Linked DNA regions of Mus musculus: region 1 is linked to region 2. Evidence: chromatin loops called from intact Hi-C (ENCODE). Cell type or tissue: heart. All regions are shown on one strand. Each heading gives the region's core, and the rest is flanking DNA. Links, peaks and the distances in the headings are about the cores only. Region 1 overlaps Rreb1 (ras responsive element binding protein 1). Region 2 has its middle 15 kb from the start of Gm31600.

The links. Hi-C counts contacts between places; a loop is a spot of excess contacts. Peaks named below come from ENCODE experiments on the same cell type or tissue, not always from the same donor. Only the 100,000 strongest peaks of a DNase experiment are listed, where the experiment ranks them.
Region 1: it touches region 2 in a loop (2.9-fold over the local background); 1 of 42 quality-filtered maps calls a loop at or near these places.

Annotation. Positions count from the first base shown.
Region 1 is chr13:37,928,282-37,939,646 of GRCm38, forward strand. It overlaps Rreb1 (ras responsive element binding protein 1), which reads left to right. Exons shown (of 12, transcript NM_001177869.1): 8 at 1-31; 9 at 1,277-4,208. Among named protein-coding and RNA genes, the nearest start is that of Gm52041, 32 kb to the right of the region's middle. In heart, for the core only: CTCF peaks have their summits at 5,857 and 7,896 (motif pointing left); DNase peaks (open chromatin) are centred at 6,010 and 6,820.
Region 2 is chr13:37,771,245-37,782,609 of GRCm38, forward strand. It overlaps a transcript of Rreb1 not described here. Among named protein-coding and RNA genes, the nearest start is that of Gm31600, 15 kb to the left of the region's middle. In heart, for the core only: a CTCF peak has its summit at 6,970; DNase peaks (open chromatin) are centred at 7,137, 7,487, 7,767, 8,327 and 1 weaker place; H3K4me3 peaks cover 2,082 bases; H3K27ac peaks cover 1,788 bases; H3K27me3 peaks cover 1,308 bases.

The sequences.
Region 1 (11,365 bases), core at 3,407-8,406, 160 kb after region 2:
CTCCTGTAGGAAGTTTCCTCGAATCTCTCAGGTATGGTGCTAGACCTAGTCAGCCAGGATGGGAGTTGGGGTGTTGTTTTTGTATAATACCATTTCACTAAAATTCAGCCTGGCTCTTGGGTTTCTTGGGCTAAGGAGTTGATGGTCTTTTATTTTAGTTGAGTTTTCATGTGAATCTACCTCATCAGGACCTTTTGCCCATACTTCACGCTTTGAGATTGAAAGTTGAGTACTTACTACTCCTGTCACTACTACCCTGTTATAATATTTAGTACATAGATCACAACTAGGTATTTGTAGCAGTTTCTGTTAAAATGGTTTGGATTTTTTTCAAATCCAAGTGTGTGTGTGGGGGGGGGGGGGGGGATGGATGATTGTGAAGGCCAGAAAAGGGCATTGGATCCCTAGAGCTGAAGTTGTAAAGTGGTTGTGGTCAGATATAGGTGCTGGAAACCACACTTAGGCTCTCCTAACTACTGACCTGTGTCTGCAGCTCCTTGGACCTTTACGAATTTGAACAACTAATGCACTGATTAGTTCCCTGCCTATGCAAAAACTACCAGAACTACTTTTTAGTATTCTCAGGTGTAAATTTGAGATAGGAAGTATCCACATATAAGTTCTTGACATAAATAAGTCTCAAGTGCAGTGGACTTGATACATCTGTACATGCACAGCTGTCCCAGGAGATTGATCCCTCCTCCCCCAGTCATGGAAGCAGCCATTTTGTGAAGAAGGCATCCTAGTTTGTCCTCTTAGCTTGTTTGGTACTGCTTGAGCTGGCAATCCTCCTGCCTCAGTCTGCTGGGTGCTGGCTTGTGCTGTGTCCCCCAGTGTCAGCACTCCCCCATTTCCAAAGGCTTACTTCAAATTCCATCATGATGTTATTTCACTCTGCTTGTGTCTATCCTAGAGGGTGTCCTTGAGCAAACAAGCAGGTTTCTTTCAGGTGTGCCCAACCTTTGACACTGCTAGCTACTGAGCTCACCCTTGTGAACTGTGCAGTTGAGTGACAGGAGAAAAGTATCTCTTCATAGTTTAAGCCACTTTACAGTTTGGTGTTGGAGTACATCCATGGCTGTCCTTAGCCTGCTGTAGGCCAGGGCCGCCCTCCCTCGCTTTTCCCGAATTCAGTCTCAGATCTGCACTCCGAAAAGTTGACTCTGTGTTAATGGAAGCGGCTGCTGCTAACAGCAGGCACCTCTCACATCTCCTTCACGGTCGTGTTTCAATCCTCACCTTTCTTCCCTTGCTTTTGCTTGTGGGTCCCACTTAGGCCTGGTGTGAGACAAACCTACGGCGGTGCATCAGCGAGCAGCACCGGTTTGTGTGTGACACCTGCGACAAGGCGTTCCCCATGCTGTCGTCACTCATCCTGCACAGGCAGAGCCACATCCCTGCCGATCAGGGACGGGAGAAGCTCCAGACCAAGACCCTGGCTGCCGAGTCCTTGGAACAGAAGGCCTTCCTGGCCTTGCTGGGCCTGCAGCACACCAAAGACGTCAAGCCTGCCCCGGCGGAGGAGCTCCTGCCGGACGACAACCAAGCAATACAGCTCCAGACACTTAAGTACCAGCTACCTCAGGAGCCTGGCTGCCCCACCGTGCTGAGTGTGTCTCCTCTTGACGCTGCTTCTTTAGGTGGCTCTCTGACAGTCCTCCCAGCTACCAAGGAGAATATGAAGCATCTGTCCCTGCAGCCCTTCCAGAAGGGCTTCATCATCCAGCCAGACAGTAGCATTGTGGTTAAGCCTATTTCAGGAGAGTCGGCCATTGAGCTGGCAGATATCCAACAGATTCTAAAGATGGCAGCTTCCGCTCCTCCGCAGATCAGTCTTCCGCCACTTTCCAAGGCCCCTGCCACCCCGCTGCAGGCGATTTTCAAGCACATGCCTCCTTTGAAGCCAAAGCCCTTGGTCACACCCCGGACAGTGGTAGCCGCCTCCACGCCCCCACCTCTCATCAACGCCCAGCAGGCATCTCCCGGTTGTATCAGCCCCAGCCTTCCTCCACAGTCCCTGAAGTTCCTCAAGGGGTCGGTGGAGGCAGTGTCCAATGTTCATCTGCTTCAGTCCAAGTCTGGGATCCAGCCAAGCACCACCACACAGCTCTTCCTGCAGCAAGCTGGAGTGGAGTTGCCGGGCCAGCCCGAGATGAAGACACAGCTGGAACAAGAGAGTATCATTGAGGCCCTGCTGCCCCTCAACATGGAGGCGAAGATCAAGCAGGAGATAACAGAAGGTGACCTCAAGGCCATCATGACAGGCCCCAGTGGCAAGAAGACCCCCGCCATGCGCAAGGTGCTCTACCCCTGCCGCTTTTGCAACCAGGTGTTTGCTTTCTCTGGAGTCCTGCGAGCCCACGTTCGCTCCCACCTGGGCATCTCACCCTACCAATGCAACATCTGTGACTATATTGCTGCAGACAAAGCCGCCCTGATCCGTCACATCCGCACACACAGCGGGGAACGGCCTTACATCTGCAAGATCTGCCACTACCCATTCACGGTCAAAGCCAACTGTGAGCGGCACCTGCGCAAGAAGCACCTCAAGGCCACCAGGAAGGACATTGAGAAGAACATAGAGTACGTGAGCAGCCCCACCGCAGAGCTGGTGGACGCCTTCTGCGCCCCAGAGACCGTGTGCAGACTGTGCGGGGAGGATCTGAAGCACTACCGAGCTCTACGCATCCACATGCGCACACACTGCAGCCGGGGCCTGGGCGGCTGCCACAAAGGCCGGAAACCCTTCGAGTGCAAGGAATGCAACGCTCCCTTCGTGGCCAAGCGCAACTGCATCCATCACATCCTCAAGCAGCACCTGCACGTGCCCGAGAAGGACATCGAGAGCTACGTGCTTGCCACCAACAGTGGCCTCGGCCCCGCGGACACGCCCACGGATGCCGCTTCCAGAGGAGAAGAGGGCAGCTGTGTCACTTTCGCGGAGTGCAAGCCCCTCGCCACTTTCCTGGAGCCCCAAAATGGCTTTCTTCACTCGAGCCCCACCCAGCCCCTGCCTTCCCACATCTCTGTCAAGCTGGAGCCAGCCAGCAGCTTTGCCATGGACTTCAACGAACCCCTTGACTTTTCGCAGAAAGGCCTGGCACTGGTCCAAGTGAAGCAGGAAAATGTTTCCTCCTTGCTGACGTCTTCCTCCTCCTCTGCCCTCTATGACTGCTCCATGGAGCCCATTGACCTGTCCATCCCCAAGAGCGTCAAGAAAGGAGACAAGGACACAGTTGTTCCCAGTGACGCCAAGAAACCGGAACCGGAAGCTGGGCAAGCCGAGCCGCTCTCACCCCGCCCACCACCCTGCCCTACCTTGTCAGTGACTGTGGAGCCCAAGGGGAGCCTGGAAACCCCCACAGGCACGGTGGTGGCCGTCACCACAGCTGCCAAGCTAGAGCCCCACACTCAGCCCCTCCAGGGCTCCGTGCAGCTGGCTGTCCCCATCTACTCCCCCGCGCTCGTCAGCAATACTCCCCTCTTGGGCAATTCTGCTGCCCTCTTGAACAACCCAGCCTTGCTTCGGCCCTTACGGCCAAAGCCCCCCCTCCTCTTGCCAAAGCCCTCGATGACAGAGGAGCTGCCGCCACTGGCCTCCATCGCCCAGATCATTTCTTCCGTGTCCTCGGCCCCTACTCTGCTGAAAACGAAGGTAGCTGACCCTGGACCATCGATCACCAGCAGTAACACTGTGGCCACAGACAGCCCAGGAAGCTCCATCCCCAAAGCTGCCGCCACCCCCACTGACACCACAAGCTCTAAAGAATCCAGTGAGCCACCCCCTGCAGCCAGCAGCCCTGAGGAAGCCTTGCCTACTGAACAAGGGCCGGCTGCCACTTCCTCGTCGAGGAAGAGGGGCAGGAAAAGGGGACTGAGAAACCGGCCCCTCCCCAACAGCAGTGCTGTGGACCTGGACTCCAGTGGGGAGTTTGCTAGCATCGAGAAGATGCTGGCCACCACAGATACCAACAAGTTCAGTCCCTTTCTGCAGACTGCAGAGGATGACACTCAGGAAGAGGTGGCTGGAGCCCCTGCCGACCAGCATGGGCCCGCTGATGAGGAGCAAGGTAGCCCCGCAGAAGACAGGCTGCTGAGAGCAAAGCGGAACTCCTATGCCAACTGCCTGCAAAAGATCAACTGTCCCCACTGTCCCCGGGTCTTCCCTTGGGCCAGCTCCCTGCAGCGGCACATGCTTACACACACTGGTAAGAAGGCCCTCACGGCTCACCAGGCGGTGAGTCTTGAAAGGAAAGAGTAATGGGTAGGGATAGGAGTAGGCCTAAAGTTTGGGGCCTTTGTCTCATGCTCCATTCTTTGTCTCAGAAGTCACAGGCTGTTACTTTCCATATAATCTGTGCCTGTGGTCTGAGCCACCAAGGCTTATCTGTAAATAAATGTATCAGACACAGTGACAGTGGTCATAGGCTCCTTCACTTCCCTCCCCATAACCTTTGCCTGACAAGTTCCAAGAGTTTCTAAGTATGGAGGCCATTCCGGAGAAGTGGGACTTTGCATTAAGGTAACAGTGATGTAATGAGCTTGGTGCTTTGACATGATAATCTTCAGTGCCGTCTTTTTTTTTTTTTTTTGAACATTCTATGGAGTTCTTTAGCTACCACACATGTAATACAGAAAAGTGGGATTGGATATTTTTTCCCCTTCACTGAGGTAGCTCCAGCGTCCCTTACTTATTTTGACTTTTTTTCCTATTTGGAATACTTAGATGATTGATAGTAGTAATTTTTCTAAAGTTCTATTTATCCTAAAATTGTCAACTGTTGAGGAAAACATTCTGCGTATCATTTGAATGTTTTAATTAACAAAGCTAGATTACCAAAACAACATCCCGGAAATAGTTTTCAGATGTCAGTTTCTAGAAGTTGAAGTGTAGAACAGAGACTTATCTATTAAATTACTTTATGCCTAGTGCTTCTAATATTTCAATAGCCATCTAGAAAGGTATAATTATAATTTTCTGAATAGTATCACAGGATTTGTATCATCGATCGATTGGGCGATTGTTGTACATTCAGTGAAGTCCTTACCCTTTTGGAGTTTACAGTTTAAAATATGGATCACTGGCAAGATTTGACTTTTCAGACCAACAAGTATTTTGTAGTATTTGGGACAGACGGAAACATTACTTATTGATCAGAATGATGCTCAAATTTTACTGCAGATCTTTTTGCAGTAGATCTTGCTAGAAACACTCCAGGAAGGAATGCTGTGATTTCCACCCACCCACCCCCGCCCACTGAAGATTTGTGTAGATAGGCCATCTCTCAGCAAACTGACAGGCTTCCTGGGAGCCAAAGTGTCCATTTCTTTTCCATTTGTGATGGCATCTGCAGATACCAGAGACGTGTCCCCTCTTTCCCTGGGGTTTGATCACTGTTGGTGTAGGAGCATCTGAACCTGTTCGGTCCCCAGGGCCCACAGAGTAGAAAAAAGAGCCAACTCCTACAAGTTGTTCTCTTGCTTCTACACGCAAGCCATGGCACAAGTGTGCTTACGTGTGCACGCACACACAAACAGAGAGAGAGAGAGAGAGAGAGAGAGAGAGAGAGAGAGAGAGAGAGAGAGCGCAGCCAACAGCATTGAGCAAAACCCAATTTCAACTGTAGTTAAGCAAACTGCCTCCATCATGAGAGAGGGTCTCTTTCCATCCTCTCAGCTACTTTGTTGAATTATCCCAGCATCTGTACTTGGTCTCAACCCATTTCTCCATTCTACCCACTCCCTACCACGGAACAAAGAGGTCAGCTGCTGAATGTCCAACTAGGGGTCCACCTGCTGGCTGCCAGCACAAACATGGCTTTAGCTCTTTACCCTGCTTAGTTAGGTTCCAAGAATGTACTCTGAGGAGGAAGCTGTCATCTTTCATGTCCTCTTGGGCAGTTTCTACACACTCGATTTCCTCCCTCCTCCAGCTCTCCAACCTGTGGCTCACTGCGCTCCCTCTGGACATGTTGTACCTCGTGAGACAACAATGCACTGTCTCTGCCAGTTCCCCTCACAGCATCTCGGCCTGTGTCTTTAGGCCACAGGAGGACAAAGTGCCAGCAAACACAACCAGTCCCTTTCAGCAGTATCTGTCCTCACCTTTTCCTCCTTCCCTTTGCTCTGGTTCCTTGTTCACAGTGCTGGGTCAGGATGGTGCAATCTCTGAGAACCCCTCCAGCTGTGGCATCTGGGATCCCCTAGCTCCCTCTCATTCTCATGGGTGCTTGGAGCTCCTTTGCCAGCTCCTGGGCTCTTCCATCTCACCTTCTGCCCCACTGCTAATGGGTAACAAGCACTGACGTTTAAATTTGGGAGATGTCCTCACAGTATAGAAAGCAACTTGAGCTACTTGTACCTAGCTGCCTTTTACTAAGGTTTAATCCATGTTTTTGTATGTGGGTTTGTGTCTGCACATACGTGTGCAGGTAACTGCCCAGGCTAGAAGAAAGAGTTGGATCCCCTGGAGCCAAGGTTACAGGTGCTTGTGAGCTACCAGATGTAGGTGCTGAGAACCAAAGGGTCTTCAAGAGCAGCACTTTCTTTACCACTGAGCCATCTCTCCAGCCCAAGTACTTTATTAAGTGGTAGCTTTGACTGCAAAAGAAGAAAAGTACCAAGAAACCCTGGGCCCCGAGGGTAAAGTATGTGGGAAGTCCAAAGATGCTTAGCTCCTACAGTCTTGTCAGCACAAAAACTCCATGTGTGTCCCAGGCTAGTTCTAACCTTGATTCTCTTCAGAGAACATTTGCAGCTCGTCCATTTAGGACTTGACAAACAAGGTCCCGTTGTCCTCAGCAAACTCTTGTTCCTTCTGCCTGGCTTTGTTCCCAGTGCCCTTCAGATAATGCCTCTCTTCCTTTTCTGACTGCTCTGCATGAATGAATTTGGATGACTGGTGGCTTTAATGTTCACATTGGGGTGGGAGACATACAGGCCCCGGATACAAAAGTATGGTCACAGCTGCTCTTACACACACATATACACTCGCGCACGCGCGCACACACACAGTCTACCAGATTGGTAAAGTGCACTAGTGACTTTCAGACATACACTAAACAGGCTCACCATTTTTACATCCCTGCAAGGCAAAAAGCATATTACTATTTTAAAAGTAATTTTCTGCTTTGTATAAGCTTTAAATGATTGTGTTACTTGTCAGTTTGAGGTCCTTCAGTGGCACTAATGTGACTGTTCATGGAATACAGCAAAAGCATGTGAAAATTAAAAAGTAAATTATTTCATACCAAAAAAAAAAAAACCAACCCTACCATTTTCTTAAAATCTGGAATCCCAGCCTAGTGGAGTCGGGAAGATGGCTGGATTAAATACAGAGTTCAGTTGCCCGCATCCATGTGTAAGTTGTACATCTTACAAATGCTTGTAACTCCATCTCGAAGAGATTCCACACCCTCTCTTGCCTCCCACACATGGTGTACATGTATTCATGCACACAGAGGCACCAATAAAAAATAATTAATTAAAGGAATCCCAGTATAGTAGCCTTTGGCCCTTAAGTCTTTTTTTTTTAACCCCTTTTGGTGCTGGTACTTGAACCAGTGCTTCAGCATTCTCCATAGCTCCCTGCCAGCTCCTTGTTTCTCCGTTCTCTTCCTCCCTATCTGACCAGACCTGAAGAAGCTGCCATCTTTCTTTTAGACAAAGGAAATTTAAGATATTCTGTTGTTATTAATGAAAAGCAAAAGAGCCACTTGAAAAATACATGGGGAAATGTTTTATACCCGGTCACTTCAAGATTTAAAAAAAAATGAGGGTGTTGGGGCTGGAGAGATTGCTCAGAGGTTAAGAGCACTGACTGCTCTTCCAGAGGCCCTGAGTTCAATTCCCAGCAACCACATTACAGGTGGCTCACAACCATCTGTAATGGGGATCTGATGCCCTCTTCTGGTGTGTCTGAAATAAATAAATAAATCTTAAAAAAAAATAATTGAGGGTGTTTTCAGTGCTTCAAGCATTTGGTAGGTCCTCTACTAGTGTGCAAGGGTCCTTGTCTATACACATAGTGGGATTTTTATGAGGCCTTTCCAAGGTCTCTAAGTATGCTTGGATTGATGCAAATATTCCTGTCTGTTTGGTCACCCCATCCTTATACATCTCTTGTATGCCTTTCTACTCCATTGCTCATTGCTGGGGTTGGGGTCGTTGGTTGGTTTCATGGGTGGTGGTTGTTGCTGCTGCTGCTTTTTTCAGTGCTGTAGTTTGTTGTGGGTGGCTCTGGGCTGCTTGCTTTCCTGGAAGAGGCTGTCTGGAATGAGTAATGAGTCACACACACAAGTGGATTCCTGTGAACCAATCGCCTAATGAATAAAGGAGCCAATCACTAGGCGAGTAGACAGGGCTTCCAGGTTGGAGAGAGGAGAGCAAGCAGCACAGAGCCATTCACAACATTTCCCCCTTTCTGTTCTAATAAAAAAACAAAACCTTTCTCACAGTATAGAGTACAACAAGATTAGACCTAACACCCAGTCCATCATCTATCCTAAATTAAAAGGCTGGAGAGATGGCTCAGCAGTTAAGAGCACTGACTGCACTTCCAGAGGTCCTGAGTTCAATTCCCAGCAACTACATGGTGGCTCACAACCATCTGTAATGGGATCTGATGCCTTCTTCTGGTGGTCTGAAGACAGCGACAGTATACTCATATAAATAAAAAAAATAATAAATCTGAATGATAAGTCTTTTTTTTTTTTAAATCATTCTATACCTGACTCATGTCCTGGCTTTAGACTGTAAGCCATCTGAAAACCATCCTCTCAAAGTAAATAGCCTGGGTTGGCTATGAATCTGCAACACCATCAGAGACCCAAGAATGACTGATATTAACTGAAAGTATATAGGAAGCCTAACACCGTTTCCAAAACTTAGCCAATTTATAGAGACCGCTGATCACTTGGACAATCCCTTACTTCAAAACATTGAAGCATTGGTCTTCAGCCTTCTGGCCAGGATCATCTAACAAACCTTAGAAAAACAGGATATTAAGGACTAGCCTATTCTGTCTCTGCACAACCAAGCCGTCCTAAACCTGTAATTGTGTCCTTTCTCTGGACAGTGTATGTAGATGAAATGAGAATTCTTGCCTAGTGTCTATCTTGCCACAACTGGAGCAACTCATAGATGCTCCAGTTTCTTCTTTGAATCCAAGACAGGGAAAGCTAGCAGACTAGTCTCAATAACACGTGAATAAATAACATTAAATGTCACATTCTGTGGATTGCTGACGTTTTTGAAAACCAGCTATGTATGTAAAGTAATCTGGACTGTCTTCCCTTAACTACTATTTCTAATTAAAATCTTTGAAAACACTCTAACAGTAAACTCAGAGCCATGACTTTGCTATTTGGCCCTTAACTCACAGGCGTAATCATCTCAGATCAGTTTATAATAACAGTTATAGAAGATGATTAAACAGGCAATGATTATCACTGCGCTTTCTATTCTAGAGTCAGTGATTGATATTCTATCCTGGTTCAAATTAAAACAATCCAAAACAAATGAAGTAATCTAAAAAACTTATACTTAGGCCTTTTCTCTGGTGCCAAGAGAATATAAAACCCAATATTTCCATGGAGTCCATGTTAGACAGAATATGAGTATTCTATAACCATCAATAGAGGAGGTTTGTACCAATGAAAACCTTGATGTTGCATCAAAATAAATTCTGTATCAAAATAAGTTATGACTTCAACTTAGTAACAATTAAAATGATTTCTACCAAATGAGATTATGCCTATACAATCAATTCTAGCTATTTCCTCCCTGTTCCAATTATGACCATTTCTAAATTCCCTAGAAAGACAACCTATAATAACCACTTCCAGCCCCAAAGCCCAGGAACTGGGGCGATGACTCTTTGTAACTTATTCAGGCTGAATATGGGCATTGAGATATTTTGAATCGGTGCGGGTGGGGAGATAGGGGAGTTGTTGGCCTTTAAAAGGCCACACCAAAGATTGATTTAGTCTCTGATGCCTGTGTCCTGGCTGTATCTGGTTGAAAGTCCAAGACATCAGGAGTTCAAGCAGGTCAGTTCAGCATGTCTGACGAAGAAACTCACCAAGGCTGTATATTCTGTAATGTATAAATGTCAAAGCAAAATGTTAGTATCATCAAGATAACATTTTTGTTCAATTCTCTGAAATCTAGTTCTTCAGGGGGGGGGGGGTCTCCCTCTGTCAAGTCTGATCCATATAACTCTGGATCTTAATCACCTTTTCCAAAACCACAAAGACAAAACCTTTTTCCCAAATCAGCCAAATTTGAGACGTAACCAAAAAAACCTTTATTTTGCCTTTCTCCCAGAGGAATAACCACAAAACTCAACATCACACCCATTTTGAAAATTAAAACAATATAAAACAAATGAAATAAGCTAAGACACTGTATGTGCCTATACTAGGCCTTTCCTATCTTTTCAAGCAGGAAAAGATACTCAAGATTTCTGTGGAGCCCACGTTAGCAGAATATGAGCTTTCTGTGGCTGGTTAAGCAGTCTATACCATCTTTCCGTTTGGCTCAGAGCCACAGACATATTTTATTAATACCCGTATAATGGCTGGCTGAACTCTCTACCTGGAGCCACAGAAATAGATAATTAATACTTGTTCAAGGCAGGCAATGATTATCACTGTGATCTCTACTCTGGAGTCAGTGACTAATATTCCCTATCCTAGTTCAAATTAAAACAATCCAAAACAACTGAAGTAAACTAAAATACTGTTTGTGCTTATTCTTAAGACTTTCCTATGTTACCAAGAGGATACAAAACCCAACCAATATTCCCCTGGAGCCCATGTTAGACAGAATATGAGTATCCTGTAAGACAAGTAAAGCAATCTTATACCATCTTATGGTTCAGCTCTCTGCCTAGAGCAGCCATCTCATTATACCATCTATCTGTTCGGCTCTTTGCCTGGAGCCACAGACATTTATTAATACCTGTTCACTGCCATTTCTACTTGATGTCACTGACTAATTTTCCCTATACTCCTATGGTTGAGAACCATAGGCAAAATTCCCCATGTGATTCAGACAAATATCTGTATATAAATCTATACTAAAAGCAAGTAATCCCAATTTAATAAATTCATAATTCAATCAATCTCTGCTCCAAGAAATAGGCAACTTTCATTCTACAGCTCTCACTCAGAGCAGCCTGCATTCCCCACAGCAGCAGGCCTCCTAGCCCGCCAGCAGTTTTCTTTGTTTCAATTCCTGTGCTTGAGTCCAAGCTACTTGTTTCAGCACTACCGAAGTTACTCACTGAAAAAAAGAAAAGAAATAAAATAAAACTCTTAACTCTCAGGCTAATAATCTTAATTTTCTAGTGGATTCTTGCCCA
Region 2 (11,365 bases), core at 4,095-9,094:
CCTTTATTTCCAGCACTCCATGGATAAACATCTTGACTTCCTCAAGTTCAAGGTCAGCCTGGTCCTCATAGCAAGTTCTAGGATAGCCACAACTATATACATATCATTTATATTCACTCTCTAACTCACCCAAAACCCCAAAATTAGATTATTTTAGTAACAGATAGCACAGGATTTCAGTGCAAATATTTTACTGTTTAAGAAATGAGAACTATATTTTAAATATAATCACAAACTTACCAATATTTAAATCAGCAACAATAATTCCTTAATGCTCTCTAAAGTATAATCAGTATTCCCTAAATGTATTTTTAAAAATATCAGATGTGCCTTCTCTTCCCTTTTTCTTCCTAAAAGTAGGTATAGGCTATATGTTGTGGTTGTGTGTATGAGTGGGTGTTGTGCACATGAATAAACAGGCATGTGTGCATACATGCGCATACGGAGACCAGCAGTTAATACTGGCTCTCCCCTTTAGTCTCTCTCCACTAGTTACACTCTGAGACAGGATCCCTCACTAACCATCTGGACAATAAGCTTCAGGAATACACCTTTCTCCACACCTCCCCTCAGCGTTGGAGTTACAGATTCAGACCTACTACACTCAATTTTATTTGTTTTGATTTTGAGGCAGGGTCTTACTGTGTAGCCCTATCTGGCCTTGAACTCATAGAGATCTGTCTGTCTCTGCGCCCCGAGTATTGCCTGGCCTGAACCCGTGTGCTGGTTGTCCAAACTCATGGCAAGCACTTCACTAACTGAGCCATCTCCCATACTTCATTCTCTTCCCCCTCTTTTGAGACAACTCATTTTGTAGTTCAGGCTATCCTGTAACTCAATGTATAATAAATTAGGCTAGCCTGGAACTTGTAGCTCCCCTCTTGCCTCTGCCTCCTGAGTGCCAGGATTACAGACATGTATCACCTTGTTCAACTTCTATCCTAAACATTGTTGTTGTTTTGCTTGTGAGTTGGTTGTGTTTTTCTTTTCTTTTTTAGAATTTATTAATCACATTGACAGATGAACAAACTAAAATTCAGTTTCTTTTTATTTTTAAAGATTTATTTATTACTGTATCTAAGTACATTTTAGTGGTCTTCAGATGCACCAGAAGGAGTCAGATCTCATTACAGATGGTTGTGAGCCACTATGTGATTGCTGGGATTTGAACTCAGGACCTATGGAAGTGCAGTCAGTGCTCTTAACTGCTGAGCCATCTCTCCAGCCCTTGTTTTGTTTTTCAAGACAGGGTTTCTTTGTGTAGCTCTGACTGTCCTGGAACTAGCTATGTAGAGCAGGCTGGCCTCAAACTCAGAGGATCCTCCTGCCTCTGCATCTATCTCTACCTCTGGAGTGCTGGGATTAAAGGTGTGCACCAACACCGCTGAGCTGAGCTCTCCCTTCAACTTTTACGGACAGTAGCTGGGTTTCTTGTGGTGGTGGTGGATTTTGTTTTGTTTTATATTTATTTTATTACTTTACGGGTATCAGTATTTTTGTCTGCATGGATATATGGGCACTATGTGCCCATGGGGGCCAGAAATAGGCATCAGATTCTCTGGAACTACAGTTCATACATACAGTTGCAAGGTGCCATGTGTCTGTTTTAAGGAACTCACAGAGCTGAAATCCCCTTGCAGTTCCTCTTAGGAACATTTCCTTAAATAAATGTTTAGTCATGGAATACTTTATCACAAATTCAACAATCCCCGCCTGCCGTCACTGAGATAGACCCACACTCTACACAGCAGTAGCAACAAGACTGCAGAGGGTCGTTCCTCAGGGCCTATTACCAAGGCAGCCCCTGAGAACAGAGAGCATGGTCAGGAGATCTTGATGCTAATCTCAAATAACCACTATTTAACTTTACATCCTAACTGAGCAAATTCTCCCCTGTATGCCAATGCAAAGGCTGCAAAGTGAATGAATAGGGTAGTCCAAACAACCTTGAAATTTCCTTCTGCCTTTTTGTTTTGTTTATTTGTTTGTTTTGTGAGACAGGGTTTCTCTGTGTAGCCTTGTCTGTCTTGGAACTTACTCTGTAGACCAGGATGGGCTTGAACTCACAGAGATCCACCTGCCTCTGCTTCCCAAGTGCTGGGATTAAAGGCATGCACCCCACTGCCCACTTCCTTTTTAAGATTCAATGTGTTTGATATTATATTTAACTTTGTTTTAAAAGTCTACCTTCTATATCTTCTATATCTTGTGCTCCCTGTCAACAAATTCAACCACCTGAGGGGGGGATCCCCAAATTAACAGAGCTGTACTTAATATGCAGAGACTGTTTTGCTAGTCCTTGTTTTCTAAACAATACTATGTAACAGCTTTTTAAATAGCATTTACATTGTTACAAGACACCTAGCCCAGACTGAAAGTACATAACAAAGGGCTGGGGGGGGAGCCCTGCTGGCAAAGTGCTTGCCCTGGGTTTGATCTCTAGCTCTGAAGGAAAAAAAAAGGGGGGGGGGAGTTTCCACTCCAGATCCCTGGAAGTGAAAACCAGGAGTCAAATTTCAACATCACCCTGCCCTGCATAGTTTAAAGATAGCCTGGCCTACAAGACTTGGACCAATCCTCTTTTGGTACTGACTGATGGATGCAGAGACAACTGGCTGGTTATACTGTATGTCATGGTGTTATTTGCAAAGATTAAAAACATATCTATTGCAGGAGACATTGTATCATTTGCAATCAAATAACCAAACCCTGTCCATGATGGTGCATGCCTTTGATCCCAGCACTGAGGAGGGAGCGGCCATCAGATCTGTGAGTTCAAAGCTAGCCTGGTCTACAGACTGAGGTCCAGAACAGCTAGGGTTACACACACACACACACACACACACACACACACACACACACTCAAACCTGCCTTGATAAATAAATAAGCAAATAAATAAGCAAACAAAACCAGCCCAATAGCACCCTTAAGTTGCTCATTGGCCTTTCTAAGCTTCACTATCTTAACTGAACTGCAATTCTTTGTTTTGGACAAGATCTTTCCTACAAGACAAACCTTTAAAGAGTCCTCTCTGTGATAAAATTCAGTGTCACCTCTGGAGACTGGTAGGTCCTCAAGCTATGCCTGTTACATAAATAAATGGTGGGGTCCGTAATCTGGGGCTTCATATCATTGTCCCATCTACCTTACAGAGGACCCTGCCCAGCAAAATGAGCCAATGCATGTAAACACACAATTTCTATTTCATAATTAAAATATAAAATATTACTTGCATGTGAAAACATTGCAAGTAGACAGAACCTTGCTGCTAATGTTTGGCAAGGAACGAGTGGTGGGCATTTTTCTTTTCTACTTGTAATTTCATCTCTCTTTGTAAGGTGTGTATCTCTCCATCCCTGTTTACTTTCTCTCCTCTCTCCAGTACCAGGGATCAGACCTAGCACCTAGCTCATGCTAGGAAAGTACTCTACCACTGAGCTATCTACACCAGCCCTCTTTTTACTTTTTTTTTTTTGGATACAAGATCTGAGTTTGAGATCCTCCTACCTCAGCATCCTGAATAGCTGAAGTTAAAGACCTTAAAGACTGGTGCCACAGGGTCTACTTGCTCTTAGGTTCTCTCTCTCTCTCTCTCTCTCTCTCTCTCTCTCTCTCTCTCTCTCTCTCTTTCTCCTCTCCTCTCCTATTCATTCACTACCATTTTTACACTTGTCTCTAACACTCTTTGGGGAAAATTTTGGACTCACAATATTTTTACTTACATTTTTTTTTTTTTTTACAGTGGTTTAATGGAGCAGTTGACATTCAGTAGAAGCTGTCCTTTGGGGACTGGTGGGATTCATAGGTGAAGGTGACTGGCACTCAAGCCTGGTGACCTGAGTTCAATCTCCAGAATCCATATACAGGTGAAAGGCAAGGGCAACATGGTCCTCAGACCTGTGGCCTACACACACACACACACACACACACACACACACACACACACACACACAAATGTAAGATAGGCCTGGTGTTAAGTGACTTGGCCCAATCCTAGTCTAAGGCTTGTGATACTAGGTAGGGTTGGTGTGCAAAGGGCATCTTTGAGGGACTGAAAAGATCTCACGGAACAAAGATGCCTGCTATCAAGTCTGAATGCCTGAGTGTAAGCTGGTCCTCGGATCTCCTCCCCGTTTTATTTGTTAAGATTTATTAATTGTATTATTTACATGTGTGAATGTTTTACCTGCATGTTTGTATATATGTATGGCCATCATATGCATGCCAGGTGTCCGCAGAGGTCAGAAGAGTGTGTCAGATCCCCTAAGACTAGAGGTACAGAGGGTTGTGAACCCAGGCCTCCTCAAGAGCAACAAGTGCTCCTGATTTCTAAGACAACTCTCCAGCCCTCTCCCATTAAAAAAAAAAAATGTAATAAAATTGATAAAGCATCTTTGAGGCCTGGGCAGCACTTGTCTAGCGTGTCCATATAAACTGCTTTTTAAGACTGGGTATGGTGGCATATGCTTTTAATCCCAGCACTTGGGAGGCAGAGGTAGGTGGATTTCTGTGAGTTCCATGACAGCCTGTTCTACAAACTAAGTCCAGTACATTTAGGGATATTACACAGAGAAACCCAGTCTCAAAAAAAAAAAAAAAAAAAAAAAAAAAAAAAAAAACCACCCAAACAACAAAAACAAAACAACTGCCTTTTTTTTTTTTCTTACTTAAGACTTTCAATTGGGCCGGGCGTGGTGGTGCACGCCTTTAATCCCAGCACTCGGGAGGCAGAGGCAGGCGGATTTCTGAGTTCGAGGCCAGCCTGGTCTACAATGTGAGTTCCAGGACAGCCAGGGCTATACAGAGAAACCCTGTCTCGAAAAAAAAAAGACTTTCAATTGACAATAGATTTTTTTGGCAACTAAGTCACTGCCATCTGTAAATAGCTTAGTGCCAATCTTTTTTTATTGGATTTGGGGAATCAATTCAGGCTAGATGTTTGCTAGACAGGCATTCTACCACCAACCCAAACTCTCAGTTCAATAAGCCAGTCAAATTTAAATAAAGCCATTTTCTCACCTTCTCTAAGTTAAAATCAGGCAAGAGGCAGGGTGGCATTGATTATAGGTTTGAGATACATGGAATTCCTGACCTACCGTCAACACTCACAGCTCCTAACAGACAACCCTGATGGGAACTGAATGGGAACAGTTGTTTGAATAGTTCTTTAAAAACTCATTTCCTTCCTACTTCTCTTTTACTATGACACTAAAATGATTTTTCATAATTCCTGATGGCACATAAGCATTCCTCTTCACTATGTTCAAATCTTGTAGGGGCTTAGAAGTGACAGTTCCTAAATGAATTATTAGCCCTAAACAATAACACACACACATGTGCACGCACACACACACACTTATACATGCACACACTCATACACATGTGTGCATTTATGTGTGCATACTCATAGACACACACACTTATAACCATACACATGCATACTCAAATGTGTGCACACCCATGAACACATACACATGCATGCACATGTGCACACAAGTTCCAATGCACACACACAAACAAATGAAGGCCTTTTTTTTTTTTTTACATCATAAAAAGTGCACATTCTAATTTCTACTGGGTGACTTGCAGGTCCCTTCCAGCATTGAAGATGGACAGGTCTTGTGATAAAGCTACTGTACTTTATAACAAATAAACTGGATTTAAACTGCCTAACTCAGCATTTATCAAACTTCCTCATTTTATGGACCAGTGGGAGGGAAAGCCAGTGAAATGAAAACTTAATGTCAGGATGTCAGCAAGCAGAAGCCATGGGAGATGTGCAGTTAAACCTAAGATGTTAAAACTAGTGCATTTGGAATGGATAAGATGTGGTATAATGACCTCTGACACGACCCACTCACCCACCCACCCTGTGAGTATCACTTATGGCATACTGAGGATCTTTGGGACAACTCTGGAAAGCCACACTCTGGTCCCAGGCTTTCAAAATTATTTCCAGGGGAAAAGTATAGAGGTATTTCCCAGTAGGAAATGAATTGACTGAGTTAAAGAGTAATTTCCAGGTATACATCAGAAGGAACTGTCCAGCTGGCCTCGGTGATCATGCACATCTCTTTAAATTAAGATGGCATGTAATTAAACCATTCAGCTTATTGACAAACCTCTCCATGAAGCAGTTTACTTTCACTTGAAATGACCCTTTTGCTTCCGAAGATTCCCCACACCCAGAGTGACTCAACTTCATAACACCACCATTAAATCTCTAGCTTTACAGGCAAGCGGCTGAGGCGTAGAGCGCCAGTTACTCTGCAGTGAGTCAGATCAAGTATGAGTGGCGGGTAGGAGACTTAGAAGCCAGCTTGGCTTCCAAGGCCTGGGTGTGGTTGATAACTTGGGCTCTTCCGGTGCCTTTGCTCAAGTGAGTGAATATGGTCCAGGCCTCCAGTTTACACCCTTCTTCCTCCTGGCTGGACCACCCCACCCCGACCTGGGGCGACCTCCCCTGGGGGCCTGACTTTAAGAACTTTAGGTATCATCCCAAACTGGCCCAGGATCTCTACACATCAGTGTAGCCCCCTCAGACATTTCTGATTTCATCTTCCTTGAAGCACCCCCCGTGGCTGATGGGACTAGAGGGTGCCTCATGCTGTCCTCTGAGCCCTTAACAAGCATCAGGTGACCAATGATCTCTTCACCTACACAGTAGCATCCGCCCCACAGACCGGATCACACCGCTGCCTCCTTCTTCACCTTGGTCTGTCTTTAGAAGAGGTGGGCGTGGAGGGTGGCGGTGATGGGGTCGGGTGGAGAACAATTTAACAATTTATGCGAGCTGGACCGCGGTTACCGAAGCACTGCCTCGGACTGCAAGATGCTCGCTGCTGGGGACCGCCTCGCGCGGTCCTCTCCCTAGTTATCCACCCTACACAGTTTCACAGGCTTTGCCGCCATCCTTCCTCCCTCTTCCTCCCTAGGAGCCTAGCAGTAACCGCCTGGCGGGCCGATGAGAGTACCGCGCGTTCTCCTCAAGGCCTCGGTGCGCGTAGGTGCTCCCTGTAATGTAACTACGATGAAGTTGTGTCATTTCCCATATCCCTTCCCCAATCGCCCGCATCCCTCGACCCTGGCAACGCGCAGCCCCCGCCAGGGCCTGGTGACGCGGGGGAGGGGCGCGCGGCGCAGGCAAAGTTGCTGAGTTGCGGGGCAGGCTCAGAAGTTGCAGCTGCGAAGGCTGCTTCCCTCCCCCTTCCTGGACTCGGCGGCTTGGATCGCACACCCAGTGGTCATCGCCCGCTACCTGCCCTCGCCAGAACCAGGCTGCATCCCCTCCCCGCGCCCACGAGAAACCCAGGTTTCCAGAGCAGTCCGGCTGGGGGGCGGGCGCACTCCATCTCTGCGTTCCGCCTGGGGGAGAGGGGGTGGGGGCGGGGTCCCCTTCACCCATGGGTCCCTGAGCCCTACGTAGGGAGGGAAGCGGGTATGCAAACGGGAGTCAATGGGCGTCCCCACACCCTCTCGTTAAGGGGCTTTACCCGGGGCGAGAGGGGGGCAAGGAGGGGGGATGGGGAGACGAGCGAAGAGGCTCGGCCTGGGACTGAAGTTGCCAACAGGTGCTCATGAGCTCATGTGACCGGGAGGAAGCACACGCAGGAGTAGAGGGTGAAGGGGGTGGGGAGCGGGCTTTCTCAGGGTCCCCCGCAGTGACAGCCACCCAGTGCACCCTCCAGCCGTGGTCCAGGGAGTGTTCGCGGGTGGCTCCTCCAAGCGCGGGCGCTCTCGCGGCCTGCCTGGGAGTAGGAGAAAGAGGAGGGGGAGGGAAGGGATGCGAAAGTGGGTCAGGAATGTGACTGGATGCACACCCCTCCCGTGGCCGCCCGAGGCAGCCAGCTTCCAGCCTTGGAAAGCGAGTCATTTGCTGTTGTGGCTCCCCAGTATTATAAGTGGACGGTTACCAGGGGATCCCGAGGGATGTGTTTCTCTGTGAGCCATTGGGAAGAAAAACTTAGTTGCCTCAGTAACCGGGTTTGGCTTGGATGAAATGATGCAGTGAACGTTGTAGGTGAGCCTGGCCGTGGAGAAGACTACAGTTGAGCTTAGGAGGCCAGAATGGAAAGCTGAGGAGGAGGTGGGGCTCTGCTGTGTTCCGTGTTTGCTTTTTCACTGCCTCAGAGGACATCAGTTTACCACAGTTCTTAGCAGTAGCTAAGTAGAGCAAAGGTTTGAAGTTGATACCCTCGAGTTGAAAGGAACAAGGGACAGTCACACTTTTGCTTTTGGGGAAAGCCTGAGAAACAAACATTAAAGGGCCTTTATTAAAGGGGGAAGACGGGGGCGGGGTGGTGTCCAGTCCTCTCAAAGCAGAAGCTGTTGAGTTCCCTCCTGGGCCCTGGAGCGGCTCACACCCCAAGCACGTGATGAGGAAGGGAGAACGGAGGTTTGAAAGTGATGGGCTTTGGGGTTGAAGGCAGAGGAGACAAGAAAAGAAAAAGGAAAGGAGGTGGGTTGCGGGGGGGGGGGCGGGGAGGAGGAGGAGAAGAAAGGCACGCTGTACCTGCAGAAGGGAGACTTATTGTTAGCTGAGTTTGTTAACTCAGACTTGTCTTGAATACTTCCTGGTTTCTGCCCCATTTTCCTTCCATCTGGCTTTGCCCAGTGGACCAGAGTCACAGGAGGAGGGACAGGAGTGAGGAACCCAAGTGCTGAGAAATCCATAGTAGCACCACCCTCAGAGTTAGGTCACCCAGGAACTTGGGAATTCGTGTCAAGTTCCATTTATTGCCAAAGAAGCCCACGTGGGTCAGGATGGAGCTTGCTTTGGAAGAGTATGCCTGGGAAGTTGAGCTGAATATGATAGCACATGCCTGGGAGGTGAACAAGGATCAGGAGTTCAAGGCCACCTCGTCTCAAGAAGCAAAAACAAACCGGGGGGAAAAATCGTTATAAATTGCATCATATTCTAAACATGTAAAAGGAGGTTGATTATTTTGTTGTGAAGACTTTTGTAGAGATTTTATTCACACACACACACCAAAATAGGGTTTAATTTTTACTGGCTGGAGAGTATAAGAAAGGGTTGAAGTAACCCTGGTTGGCCTGAAACTTTCAAAGTAGACCAGGCTAGCTTGTCACTTGTAGCAATCTTCTTAGCTCTGTTTTCCAAGCTCTGAGATTACAGATATGCCACCATGACATCCAGCTCTATTATTCACTTCTATTAATGCTGGAGATTAAATCCAGGGTCTTGCAGATCTCAGCACAGTCTGTCATTTAGCCATACTGCCAGCCCAGATTATTATTATTTTGCCTAGGTGACCTTGGCTGTATTGTCTCATGAGTAGAATGGCAATCTTGGTAGTCATTGGAATAGCCAGCCTCTATTCAAGTAAAAGGATTTTCTAAATTTAATTTTATGCATACGAGTGTGTTTGTCTACATGCATGTATGTGTACCACGTGTGTTCCTGAGACCCGAAGGAGTCTGAAGAGGGTGTCAGATGCTCTGGAACTGGAATAGTGGATGAGTGTAAGCAGACATGCAGGTCCACATGAATTAAACTTGGGTCCTCTCAAAAGTGTGGCAAGTGCTCTTAACCACTGAGCCATCTCTCCAGCCCCAAGACTGGGTGTTGAAATCTTCATTTCAGCATGCACACAGCATGTTTGCATGCTATATATGCACACAGCATGTTTGCATAAGCTATAGAAGGGCTTTATTTAAAGTTACATATGGCAGACCTTCTTATAGTCTGTAGGAAAATTATAGTTATTATTTTTAAGGGTTTCTGGAAACTTGAAAAAAAGCACTTAGAATTATTTCTACACAAGAGATAGTTTTCCTTTGAAAGCTTGGTTCATAGCAGAAGACTTTCCATAAAAACCGATAGGAACTTCAAGTAAAAGAAAGAGTTAGCAGTGGGACTCAAAACATATTTTTCTCTCATTTATTTGTGCTCGTGTACCTGTGTGGGTATGTGTGCTATGGTGTCTATGGGGTTCCCTCCTTCTCCCATGGGGATTCTAGAGGTCAAACTCAGGTTATTAGCCTTAGTGGCAGGCACTTTCCTTCACTGAGTCATCTCAGTGGCTCCAGCAGGTCTCATACCTGTACTTAGGGGATTCGTCCTAAAGAAACCACTTATGCAGTTGGATGTGGTAGCACTTTGATGCCAGCACTTGGGAGGCAGAGGCAGGTGGATCTCTGAGTTTGAGGCTAGACTGGTCTATAGAATGAGTTCTGAGAAAGAAAGAAAAAAGAAAGAAAGGAAGGAAGGAAGGAAGGAAGGAAGGAAGGAAGAAAGAAAGAAAGAGAGAGAGAGAAAGAGAGAGAGAGAAAGAAAGAGAGAGAAAAGACAGAAAGGGAAAGAAACAAAGAAAGAGAATGAAGAGGAGGAAGAAGAAATAATAATAACAATAATGATGATGATTTATGCAAATTTCGGATATGGCTCAGTGACAGAGTGCTCTATTGGTATTGGTGAGGCCCTGGGTTTGTTCTCCAGTAGTGGAAAAGATTTTTTTTTTAAGTTGTCACCAGGTCCCGTGGCACATGTCTCTACTCCTAGCTCTCAGGAGACAGAGGCAAGCAGATCTCTGAGTTTGAGACTGGCTTGATCTTCATAGCAAGTTCCCAGCCTGTCAGAACTATACAGTATACACAGTAAGCCAGCTACCCTTGGGGGGAGGGAAGGGTAAAAGTTTCCTATTCATTATATTAGATTTTCACATATGTTGGATAATGTGCTAGGAGCAATCTACTCACTGATACCTGTGTATGTATATAAAAGATATCGTACAATATATATGTGCATATATATTATATGTGTGTATATCCTACTCACACACTATATATATATGTGTGTGTGTGTGTGTGTGTGTGTGTTTGTGTATATATATATATATATATATATATATATATATATATATATATATATATACATATACATACCACCAGCTGGTGAATAGCTACCAGTGAGGGTGCTGGACAAAAATTACCACTGGAAATTCCAGAAGGGGTAGAGAGCACAGCATACTAGGTTGGGTAGGGGTGGGGCACTGTGACGTGCCAAGTGCCAAGCTCACCTTCTCAGAGGCGGCTGCTGAAGGTACCCGGAAGGGGATGGAGAAAGCCCACACCCTTGCTCGGGCTTGGTTGCTTTAGGGTGCTGGGAATGTTCTTGTGTGGTGGCTGACAGGTGGCACCTGTCAGGAAGTAGTTCTGAGGATGGTCTTATGACTGAAACTTGGGCTTTAAAGGATAGACATGACTTTTATAGCTAGAAAGGAAAAAGCATTCCTCGTGCTCTAAGCCTGGGAGTCAAGAGCCGGAAAGTTGCAGAGCGCACCCCAGGAATCTGAATTGAGCAGCTTTGCTGGAAGAGATAGATCGGATATGAAATTTGTCATT